Regions from separate parts of the Homo sapiens genome. Here region 1 is linked to region 2. Evidence: chromatin loops called from intact Hi-C (ENCODE). Cell type or tissue: heart right ventricle. All regions are shown on one strand. Links, peaks and the distances in the headings refer to the core of each region. The heading gives the core; the rest is flanking DNA.

Region 1 (5,388 bases), core at 333-5,332, 230 kb before region 2:
AGTGGGGTTAATAATAATAACGCCTATTTCATAGGGTTGCTGCAAGGATTCAATGAGGTAATACAGGCATACCTCAGAGATATTGGGGATTCACTTCCAGACTACCACAATAAAGTAAGTTTTACCATAAAGTGAATCATACATTTTTGTTGGTTTCCCAGTTCATATAAAAGTTACGGTTACACTATACTGTAGTCTATTAAATGTGCAATATTATGTCTGAGAGAACAATGTAATTTAAAAATACTTTATTTTTTAAAAATGCTAACAATCATCTGAACCTTCAATTTGTGGTAATCTTGCTGGTGGAGGCTCTTGCCTCTATGTTGATGGCTGCTGACTGAGCAAGACAGTGGTTGCTGAAGGTTGAAGTGGCTGTTGAAACTTCTTAAAACAAGAATATGAAGTTTTCAATGTTGATTGACTCTTCTCTTCATGAAAGATTTCTCTATAGCATGCAATGCTATTTCATAGCATTTTACCCACAGTAGAGCTTCTTTAAAAATTGGAGTCAATCCTCTCAAACCCTGATGCTGTTTTGTTAACTAAGTTTATGTAATATTCTAAATCCTTTGTTGTCATTTCAACAATGTTCACAGGATCTCCACCAGGAGTAGATTCCATCTCAAGAAACCACTTTCTAAGCTCATCTGTAAGAAGCAACTCCTCATCTGTTCAAGTTTTATCACGAGGTTGAAGCAATTCAGTCACATCTTCGGGCTCTACTTCTAATTCTAGTTCTTTTGCTATTTCTATTGTATCTGCAGACACTTTTTATGCTGAAGTCTTGAGCTCTTCAAAGTTATCCATGAGGGCTGTAATCAACTTCTTCAAAACTCCCATTAACGTTCATATTTTGACCTCCTCTAATGATCCACAAATGTTCTTAGTGGCATCTACAATGGTGAAAGATTTCCAGAAGGTTTTTCAATGTACTTTGCCTAGAACAATCAGAGGAATTACCATCTACGGTAGCTATAGCCTTATAAAGTATATTTCTTAAATAATAATACTTGAATGTCAAAACTACTCCTTGATCCATGGGCTGCAGAATGGATGTTGTGTTAGCAGGCATTAAAACAACATTAATCTTTAGGTACATCTCCATCAGAGCTCTTGGGTGACCAGGTGTATGTATTGTCAATGAGCAGTAATCTTTTGAAAGCAATCTTCTTTTCTAAGCAGTAGGTCTAAACGGCGGGCTTAAAATAGTCAATAAACCATGCTGTAAACAGATGTACTGTTATCTGTACACAGGCTTTGCTATTCCATGAGCACAAGCAGAGTAGATTTAGCATAATTCTTAGGGACCCTAGGGTTTTCATGGTAAATGAACACTGGCTTCACCTTCTAGTCACCAGCTGCATTCACCCTTCACAAGAGAGTCAACCTGTCCTTCGAGCTTTGAAACCAGACATTGATTTTTTCCTCGCTCTTCATGAAAGTCCTAAATGGCATCTTCTTCCAATAGAAGGCTGTTGTGTCTATATTGAAAATCTGTTGTTTAGTGTGATCACCTTTATCAGTGATCTTTGTTAGATCTGGATAACTTGCTGCAGCTTCTACATCAGCACTTGCTGCTTCATTTTGCACTTTCAAGTTATGGAGATGGCTTCTTTCCTTAAGCCTTATGAACCAAACTTACTAACTTCGAATTTTTCTTCTGCTACTTCTTCACCTGTCTCAGCCTTCATATAATGGAAAAGAGTTAGGGCTTTGTTCTGGGTTAGGCTTTGGCTTAAGGGAATGTTGTGACCGGTTTGATCTTCTATCCAGACCACTCAAGCTTTCTCCATATCAGCAATAAGGCTGTTTCATTTCTCATTTGTAGCATTTTTATACTTCCTTCAAGAACTTTTCCTGTGCATTCTCGACTTGGCTACCTGGTACAAGAGTCCTCACTTTCAGCTTATGCTGGCTTTCAACATGACTTCCTCATTGAGCTTAATCATTTCTGCCTTTTGCTTTACAGTTGAGACTTGCAACGCTTCCTTTCATTTAACACCTAGAGGGCATTGTAGAGCTATTAATTGACCTAATTTCAATATGGTTGTGTCTTGGGCCATAGGAAGGCCCAAGGAGAGGGAGAGAGATGGGGGAATGCTCAGTGTGTGGAACAGTTAGATCACACGCATTTATCAATTAAGTTTGCTGTTTTACACAGCCATGGTTTGTGGTGCCCTAAAACAATTACAATAGCAGTATCAAAGATCACTGATTGCAGATCACCATCACAGATATGATAATAATGGAAAAGTTTAAAATATTGTGAGAATTACCAAAACATGCCACAGTGACATGAAGTGAGCACCTGCTGTTGGAAAAATGCTGCAAATAAACTTGCTTAATGTAGGGTTGCTGTATACCTTCAATCTGTTAAAAAACACAATATCTGCAAAGCACAATAAAATGAAGTGCAATAAAAGAAGGTGCATGGGAAGGGCATGGAAAGCACTGGGTAGAGCTCTTAGTAAATGTTAGCTATTGTTATCCTCATTTTACAGAAAGGAAAACAGGCTTAAGAAGTGAGATAAGGTATTAGGTATAAGTTCACAGGTTATATTTGTAACTAGGACAGGTTTAGTGCCCTTAGGAACCATAACAATTTAATCAGGAACCAATCGACACTTAATTAGTGTCAGGCATATTTTCTTCTTTAATCCAGTGAGTAGGTACTGTTGTCCCCATTTACAGATGAGGAAACTGAGGCTTTGAGGCATTAAGGCAATAAAGCCACACACATGGGAAATGTGACGGCAGGGCTCAGGCTCTACAGGACTTGCTCTTCACCACACATATTACTGCCTGCCTGGCACTGGCGCTGGCTAGAGAAAGAAACTTCAATTAGGCATGCTGTAGAAGGAACTTCAGCATTTATTCCACAAATAATTGGTAAGCTCCTGCTCTGTGTATGCCACGCACTGTGCTGAGTTCCAGTGATACAGCAGTAAACAGGATTTAGACTGTCTTTGACGGGAGGTGCCCATGTGTGTGGGAAGCTGCATGGGGAGAGGGGTACGGGGTGGGAGGTGGTTGGTTTAGATGAAAGGTCTCCAACTCAAATGTCTGCATGCACCAAGCAGATCATACAATGTACCAAAGACAATAGGAAACAGTGGGGACTGTGGCCTCCTGCAGAGGGCATGCCCTTGAGAAAGCCAAGCGATCATTCAGCTCCTACAAATTGCCAACAAGAGGAAATATCTTCTCAGTGTTACCAAATCTTCTGCTTTTTAAAAACAGATCCTGGAAATCCAGTTTATGTGGAATTTCCCACTTTAAAAAAATACTTTGTAGGCCAAAGAAAGCACTGGAGAACTTGGTGGCCTGCAGGCTGCGAGTGTGTGACCTCCGCTCGGATTCAAAGGCCTCTTCCAACTCTAAGACTCAAGTTCTAGGAAAAGCCTCAGACCACTGTGATTTACCAGCATTTTGCCCAAGTACTGAAAATGTTAAACATGAAGGTTTGGTAAAATGAATAAAAATCAGTTGTTTGTGGTATCAGCAGGCCAAAAGTGGAGTAAGAAGAAAATAAATAAAAATATCTAAACATACTGTATAAACAAACTTGTGGGGAGAGTGTCAGATAGGTTTGTCTTTATCTAGAATTTTTTAATGTACTGTTTGAATGGGTTCATATGGTCCAAAATTCAAAATTACAAAAAGGTAAGCATTGAAGTCTCCCTTCTACCTGTATCTCACAGTCACTCAATTCCATAGACAACCAGTGTTACGGTTCTTGTATATTTTTCCAGAGCTACAAGTATTTATATATATGTCTTTCACTATTTTTACACAAATGATAGAATATATACATTTCTATGTTTTGCTTTTTCCCCCATTAGCAATATATCTTGGAGAACTTTCCTTGTCAGCGTATGTGAAATGGCCTCATTCTTTTTAATGGCTGTATAATTTTACAGAATGGCATATCATTTATTTAACTGGTGTTCTAATTCATGGTCATTTAGGTTGTTTCCAACACTTGTTATAAAAAATTGCCTTAATGACTAGTCCTGTACATATATCACTTTGTACACGTAAACTTCTAGAGGTGTAGAGTTACTAGGTTAAAGGATATACATGTTTATAATTTTTATTTAATTTATTTTTATTTTTTTGAGACAAGAGTATTGCTTTGTCGCCCAGGCTGGAGTGCAGTGGCACGATCTCAGCTCACTGCAACCTCTGCCTCCCAGTTTCAAGCAATTCTCCTGCCTCAGCCTCCCCAGTGGCTGGGATTACAGGCGCATACCACCACACCCAGATAATTTTTTTGTACTTTTTTAGTAGAGACGGGGTTTCACCATGTTACCCAGGCTGATCTCGATCTCCTGACCTTGTGATCCACCCGCCTCAGCATCCCAAAGTGCTGGGATTAGAAGCATGAGCCACTGCACCCAGCCCATGTTTGTAATTTTTATACTACTATTGCATTGTCCATTATAGAGGCATCTAATTCCTACCAGCAACACGGGAGACTACATTTCTCCCCATTCTTCCCCAACATAGTGTGTTACCAAGTAATTTTAGTTTTGACAATCCAAGTAGTTATTAGTGCAGTGTTAATTTGAACTTCTCTTACTATGAAGGAAGTTGAGCATATTTTCATATATTTAAGAGCTGTTTTTATTTCCTTTTCATTGAATTATTTGCTCAAATCTGTTATTTTTTTTTTTCTATTAGGTGGTCGCTTTTATGGAATTGTTAGGAAAATTAGCCCAATGTAGAGTAGTAAATATTTTCTTCAAGTTTATAATTTTATTTTTAGCTTATAGTAGTTGTTTAACGCAGAATATTTTATTTTTATGAAAGCAAACATATTGACCTTTCTTCTATGGATTCTGGATTTTTTGGGTCATATTTAGAAAGACCTTCTCCACGTGAAAGTTTAAAGAAATTCTCGTATAATGTCTTTGTAATTTTACTAATTTTTTTGATGCTTTCAAGTCTTTGATTTAGTTTGAATTTATCTCAGTGTATGGTGTGAAGTATAAAGTCAATTTAATTCTTTCCAAATGGCTATAGGGTTGTCTTAAAACCTTTATAGAACAATTCATTTAGAACTTTCAACTGCCTACCTTTGCATATTTTCGGCTTCCTCGATGGTCTCAGGCAAAGCTTTCCCTTTAGTTTCTGGAAGCAACAGCACCAGACCTCCAGCAACCAAGCCAAGCACGCCTGAAAGCCAAACAGATGAATATCACATTAAGAACTGAAAAACTCAAGGTCTATAATTAGAGTTTCCCTTATTTTTGTTTAAAACTTTTTTTTAGCATTTTTCTATACTTATTTACAGATTCCTTTGCCATCTCTGACTGCTGTATTTTCCATTATAAATATTATACCAGTTCCAAACTCCATTGAATTACTATTCCTAATAGGGAA
Region 2 (5,388 bases), core at 218-5,217:
TTTGTCCTTCTCAAAGCAAACCAGAGGCCCTCCACTGTCACCCTAAATAGAGGTAGGGAAAAATTCATGTGAGGGTTAGGCTGCCAGCCTTTTATTGTGGCATCCATCTATTGTCCATATGTATATTTTCCCAGTAATTGAAATTGGAAAGGAACTTATGGGCATATTACTGGAGCATCTGCAGTGCTTAAGTACTTAGCAAAATCTATTCAGCGAAACCACACCACTTAGTTTCTCCCAGGGGTAAAAAAAACCCTTGTGAATCCTGCACACATCCCTTCCTGTGTTGGTGTTTCCTTTAGACTGGCCTAGCCTGGGCATCACTGTAAAGTATGTGCAGTTGGTCTCTGTCCTGTACCCTCTACCTCCTTCCCTGTCGGAAAAGTCACCACTTTAGTCCCTGGCCACCAGCACACCCCAGGAGGGTGAGTGGCCTGAGGTAGTTACGGCACTTAAAACTCCCTTGCTACCGATCTGGAACTCAAGCCCCAAGACATCCCCTTAGATGATCTGAATACGCATTCAGGGACAGATCTAGGCAGTTTCTAAACAACACTTAGACTGGGGTCTAACGTTGACAAATCCTTCTAGAATTTGCCTCTTTGGGACTGAAGTCTAAGGGGCTGAGACCAAGAAGGGAGAGCACAAGACTAACTTTGGTCTCTTGACCTTTTCTTACCTTGCAACTGTCAGTGCCTCCAGCCAAATGCCTAGCACAGAGCTCAGTGGATTTGATTCTTCCATTCAGATACTCATAGCGATTGCACACTTTATTCTCAATCACAAGAAGCTGGGGCTTCCTTGAGAAGGCCAGCCCCAAAGGTACCTGTGTTTAAAAGATGAAAGAAATGGTTGCTGAACCCAAAACATGTTTAGGAGGAAAACCAGAAGAACAGAGCAGTGGCACTGGACCTCCTGTCTGTCCGTGAGGCTGCAGAACACAAGGCAGCTCCCAATGCCGCTGGACTCTCTGACCTTGGAGAGTGTAAACATCATATATGATTCTGTGTTCCTGAGATCTGGGTTTAACGATCTGGGCTTTGTCATGGTGTTTTACGTTCGTTGTTGTTTGTGTACTTTTTGCTTTTCTTTTGAAAGTATGAAAATGATTTTTACAATGTAAAGAGAGTCTGAGAAATGCAATTGCTATTCTTTTTATATACTTTTTCAGATTTTTTATATGCTTCTTTACTACTTACATCATAATGCACAATTTTATATACTGATTTTTTCAATCAATGTATATCATGAGTTTTTAAAATAATGCTACAATCTTCATAACTAATATTTTAATGGGGAGTGACTGCTTAATTGGCATGAGGTTTCCTTTTGAGATGAGGAAAATGTTCTGAAAATATGGTGATGGTTGCACACCATTGTGAATGTACTGAATGCCATTCAGTGGTACCCTGCAAAATAATTAAAATCCTAACTCTTATGTTGTGTATATTTTATTGCAATAAAAAGAATAGTCGTCATTTACTAAGAATTAACCTTTTCAGGCACAAGCTCTTAATGTGGTGTATCTCACTTCATCCTCACAACCGTCCTATGAAACAGGCACTTTTATCATTCCTGTTCTACAGCTGAGGAAACTGAGGTGTAAGGAGGTTGTGTAGTTCAGCTTGAGCCTGGGTCTGCGGAGTCACTGCCCAAATGCTTCCTCCCCGTGCACACTGGCCCCACTCTTGCTTCCAATCTTCCACATGTTTGTTCATAAAGTTCATTCTCGTTTCTTTTCTGAAGTCTAAGTTCCCATAATTATGTTGACATATTTCCATCTCGCGGTAACACTCCCAAATTATTTTCTAAAAGTGTGTGACAGTATAAAATGTTACTGGAAACAATTCTCCTCACCCTTGTGAGTATTCAATTTTTAAAAGATTAGCTAACATAGTAGGTGGAAATTGTCCTGATTCATTTTCTGATTTACACTTCCTTGACAATTAGGGAGAAGAAATACAACTAGGGACAATTCTCCTAGTTGTAGTTTTTCTTTTGTGAAAAACTGCTTTATTTCCTTTGCCAAATTGAAACAGAACATCTGCTAAACTGCCAGAGGGAATGCTGTTTTTCCAGATGGACACGCCAAGGATGTCTCAGTGCTCTCACAAATAATCGTTTTCCAATTTTGCAAGCCCAGCTTTGATTAGAATTTCTCAAAATATTTTGCTTTGCGAGCATGACACAGGCAAAAGCTGAGGCACTCTTTCTTTCTTCCCCCAAAGTGTTGGACTGCACTTAGATCATTGTCTCAGGTTCAGAAAACTGACACTGAATCTGGAGTTTACATGAGCAGCGTAGAAGAGGCTCTTCCCAGAGCCTGGCTCCAGAGCCCAGCTCAGCCCTAGCCGGGAAGGAGCTGCATGGAGGAAGCTCCTCCTGGCTACCAAGCATCGGGCAGGGGGTGCATGACGTGGACTGTGTAGATGGGTGAGGGAGCACCCTTTTCAAAATATTTTGCTGAAAATTAAGTTAGATATCACTGCTCTCAGATCTGCTCTCAGAGCAAGGCAAACATCCTGATCAGGAGGTAAACCCACCACTAGTTGCCAGGAAATTGACGCGGTCTGTGAGTATGTGCTGCCATCCAGTGGCCAATGTAGAGATGGCACCTCTGAGGGCGGGGGGCCACGGGTGACCTTGAGGATTGAAGCCCTCCCTGATTGGGTCCTGGGGAGAGGGCCACAAGATTAGCCCAGTGATTGTGGATGGGGCTGACACGGAAGAGCCCCTTGGCCTCAACACCTACTCTGCATTTGGAATATCCAAGTCAAGGAAGGTCTGGAAACATGAAGGGGAGAGGGGGAGAATTTCGACCTCCCTCTGAGAAGCTGAGAACACCCATTGATCTGATGTCATCAACATATAGAAAATCGATAAACAGATCTGAGTTATGTTTTGTGACTCCTCCTGGTCTAGTTAGTGTTCTGAGAATCATTTTCTCAGTGGACATGTGGGTGAGACCAGAGGAGACAGGGAGCCAGTGCAGGATGGTGGTTAGAAATGTGCAGAAGGGGGTGGGAGAGAGGACACAGCGAGTGGGCTCTGGGGTCAAGGCCCGGTTACACGCCGGTTATGTGATGTTTATTTATGATGATAGTGGTGATAGTGATGGTGATAGTAGTGATAATAGTGATGATGGTGGTGGTGATGATGGTTGTGGTAATGATAATGGTGATGGTGGTGGTGATGGTGATGATGGTGGTGGTAGTGATAATGGCAATGGTGGTGATGGTGATGGTGGTGATGGCGGTGGTAGTGGTAGTAATGATGATGATGGCGGTGGTGATGGTGATGATGGTGATGGTGGTGGAATGGTGGTGATGGTAATGGTAGTAATGATGATGACGGTGGTGGTGATGATGTTGATGGGGAGGATGATGATAAGTGGTGGACGGGGATGACGGCGATGATTAATAACCCTAATCCTCACAATGACCTTATATGTAAGTACAGATGAGAAAGCTGAGGCTAAAAGAGATTAAATAACTGCCCAACGTCACATGGAATATGGGAGAGACAGAACTCACACCCGGATCCTTATGATTTTAGCTTCATGCTTTCATCAGTTGAAGTATTGTAGAGGATCTGTTTGTTTTCTGGCTGCCCAGCAGCCTTTCACCCTACATCCCATAATTCTGGTGAGGGATCTACCTTTTGCTCCCTTCTGGGTATGAATGGGGTCCTGCCTCCACCTTCAGCATGGAACAGCTGATGCAGGTCAGAGCCAATCAGTGACGGGCTCAGGGGCAGGACCATGACCCAATTTCAGTCTCTCAGAGTGGACAGACTATTGTTCATGTAAGGGAGAGAGTGGCCTTTCTTATTCTTTCTCAACAGAGCCAGAGCCACCACAGCATCTGCAGCCACGGGAGTGTCACCTTTGTGCCCCAAATAGTGCCTACTCCATGATTGGGAGGGTCTGGGGTCTGGGGCCTAATGTGAGCCTGAAGACTTTTCAGCTCACTAAGAATTTGCCTTGTTTTGCTTAATCCAATTTGAGTTGGATTTTCTGTCACTTGCAAGAAAGAGTCATGTTAGATTCAACTCTATTCCATATTATTAGTAGGAGCTGCCATGGTGGAGTGCTTAGGATGTGCTCGGCACTTGATGCACTTTCTTATTATTTCCCTGTAACAGCCCTGCAGCCCACATCAGCTAGGAAACAATCAGCGAGAGCTCACGACTTTTCTAAGTCCCGACAGCCCATAGGCGGGAGCCAGGGTTCCAATTCAGGTTTGTCTGTACCACCCTGCACCTTCTCTGAGCCCCAGCTTCCTCAATGGTAAAATGGAAACAACAATACCTAACGCGGAGAGGTTTCTAGTATTTAAATTTTAAAATATGCAAACACCAGGAGCAGCCTGGCACACCCATAGGTGTCCCTCAAGCCAAGTTTCCTTTTATTTGGCCTCACTGCTCCCAGACTAAGCAGTGCAGAAAAAGGGAACAAGAAGTCAAGGAGGTGAGGTTTTAAATATAATAGGAAAGAGACAGAAATAGGGAACCCAGCTTTGAAATTATCTAGGCCAGTGGTTTTTAACGTTTTTTAAAAACCCAAAAGACATTTCATTAAATGAAAGCTTATACAAAAGGCTGATGTGCAAAGCACCATTTGAAAATGCTGGTTTTACAGGGATTAGAGCCAAGTGATACAAAGAGGTAACGTGTGTAGTTCAGGTCTATCTGGCTAGTGGCAGAGTCAGAACGCTTTTCCAGGGCCCCAGACTCCCTACGCCCTCACCTGCACCTCTGAGAAAGCGGAATTGAGACATTAAGAGTTTTAGTTTTCCTACTGCCAAGGGGGTAAGGCTGATGGGTATAATAATTGTCAGAGCATACTGCAAAGAGAAGGAATCCTTAAAATGTAATACAGGTGCTGACACCACATCCTGCACAAGTGTTCCCTATCTTGCTCTCACCCATCAACCAATATCAAATGCCATCCTAGATTTGGGGCCACGGGGCCTGTCTGCCTCTTCCCCAGATGTAGGTCCCCTGCCTAACACCCTCCCACACACGTTAGACATGTGGGTATTTGGGAAGAAGACTAGTTTAACTATAACTTTTGTTGTTATTGTTTTACATCATATTTAGAAACCCAGTCTGGTGAATTTCAAATGAAAAATAATCTAACACCCTTAACTTGAGATCTGGGTCAAAACCCCACTTACCTGGGAAGCAATATGAACGCTGAAATTATGATTAAGAGACTCAGTGACCTCTACTGGCTTTTTGCTTGCTTTTGGTGTAAGGGAAACATACGATCATTTAAAAAAAGATTCTGAAAGCAAAAAAAGAGAGAGACTCAAAGAAATGGCCCCCTCCCCTTGCCCACATCCCTTGAAGACTGATTATGGAGACATAGACAGGTGCCCAGGCAAA

The links. A loop is a pair of places that touch in the nucleus more often than their neighbours do. Peaks named below come from ENCODE experiments on the same cell type or tissue, not always from the same donor. Only the 100,000 strongest peaks of a DNase experiment are listed, where the experiment ranks them.
Region 1: it touches region 2 in a loop (4-fold over the local background); 18 of 110 quality-filtered maps call a loop at or near these places.

Annotation. Positions count from the first base shown.
Region 1 is chr6:160,219,624-160,225,011 of GRCh38, forward strand. It overlaps SLC22A2 (solute carrier family 22 member 2), which reads right to left. Exons shown (of 11, transcript NM_003058.4): 10 at 5,082-5,181. Among named protein-coding and RNA genes, the nearest start is that of SLC22A2, 37 kb to the right of the region's middle. In heart right ventricle, for the core only: no CTCF peak of the experiment used is centred there; no DNase peak of the experiment used is centred there.
Region 2 is chr6:160,453,545-160,458,932 of GRCh38, forward strand. No RefSeq gene overlaps it. Among named protein-coding and RNA genes, the nearest start is that of SLC22A3, 110 kb to the left of the region's middle. In heart right ventricle, for the core only: CTCF peaks have their summits at 2,588 (motif pointing left) and 2,796; a DNase peak (open chromatin) is centred at 2,587; H3K4me3 peaks cover 856 bases; H3K27ac peaks cover 978 bases.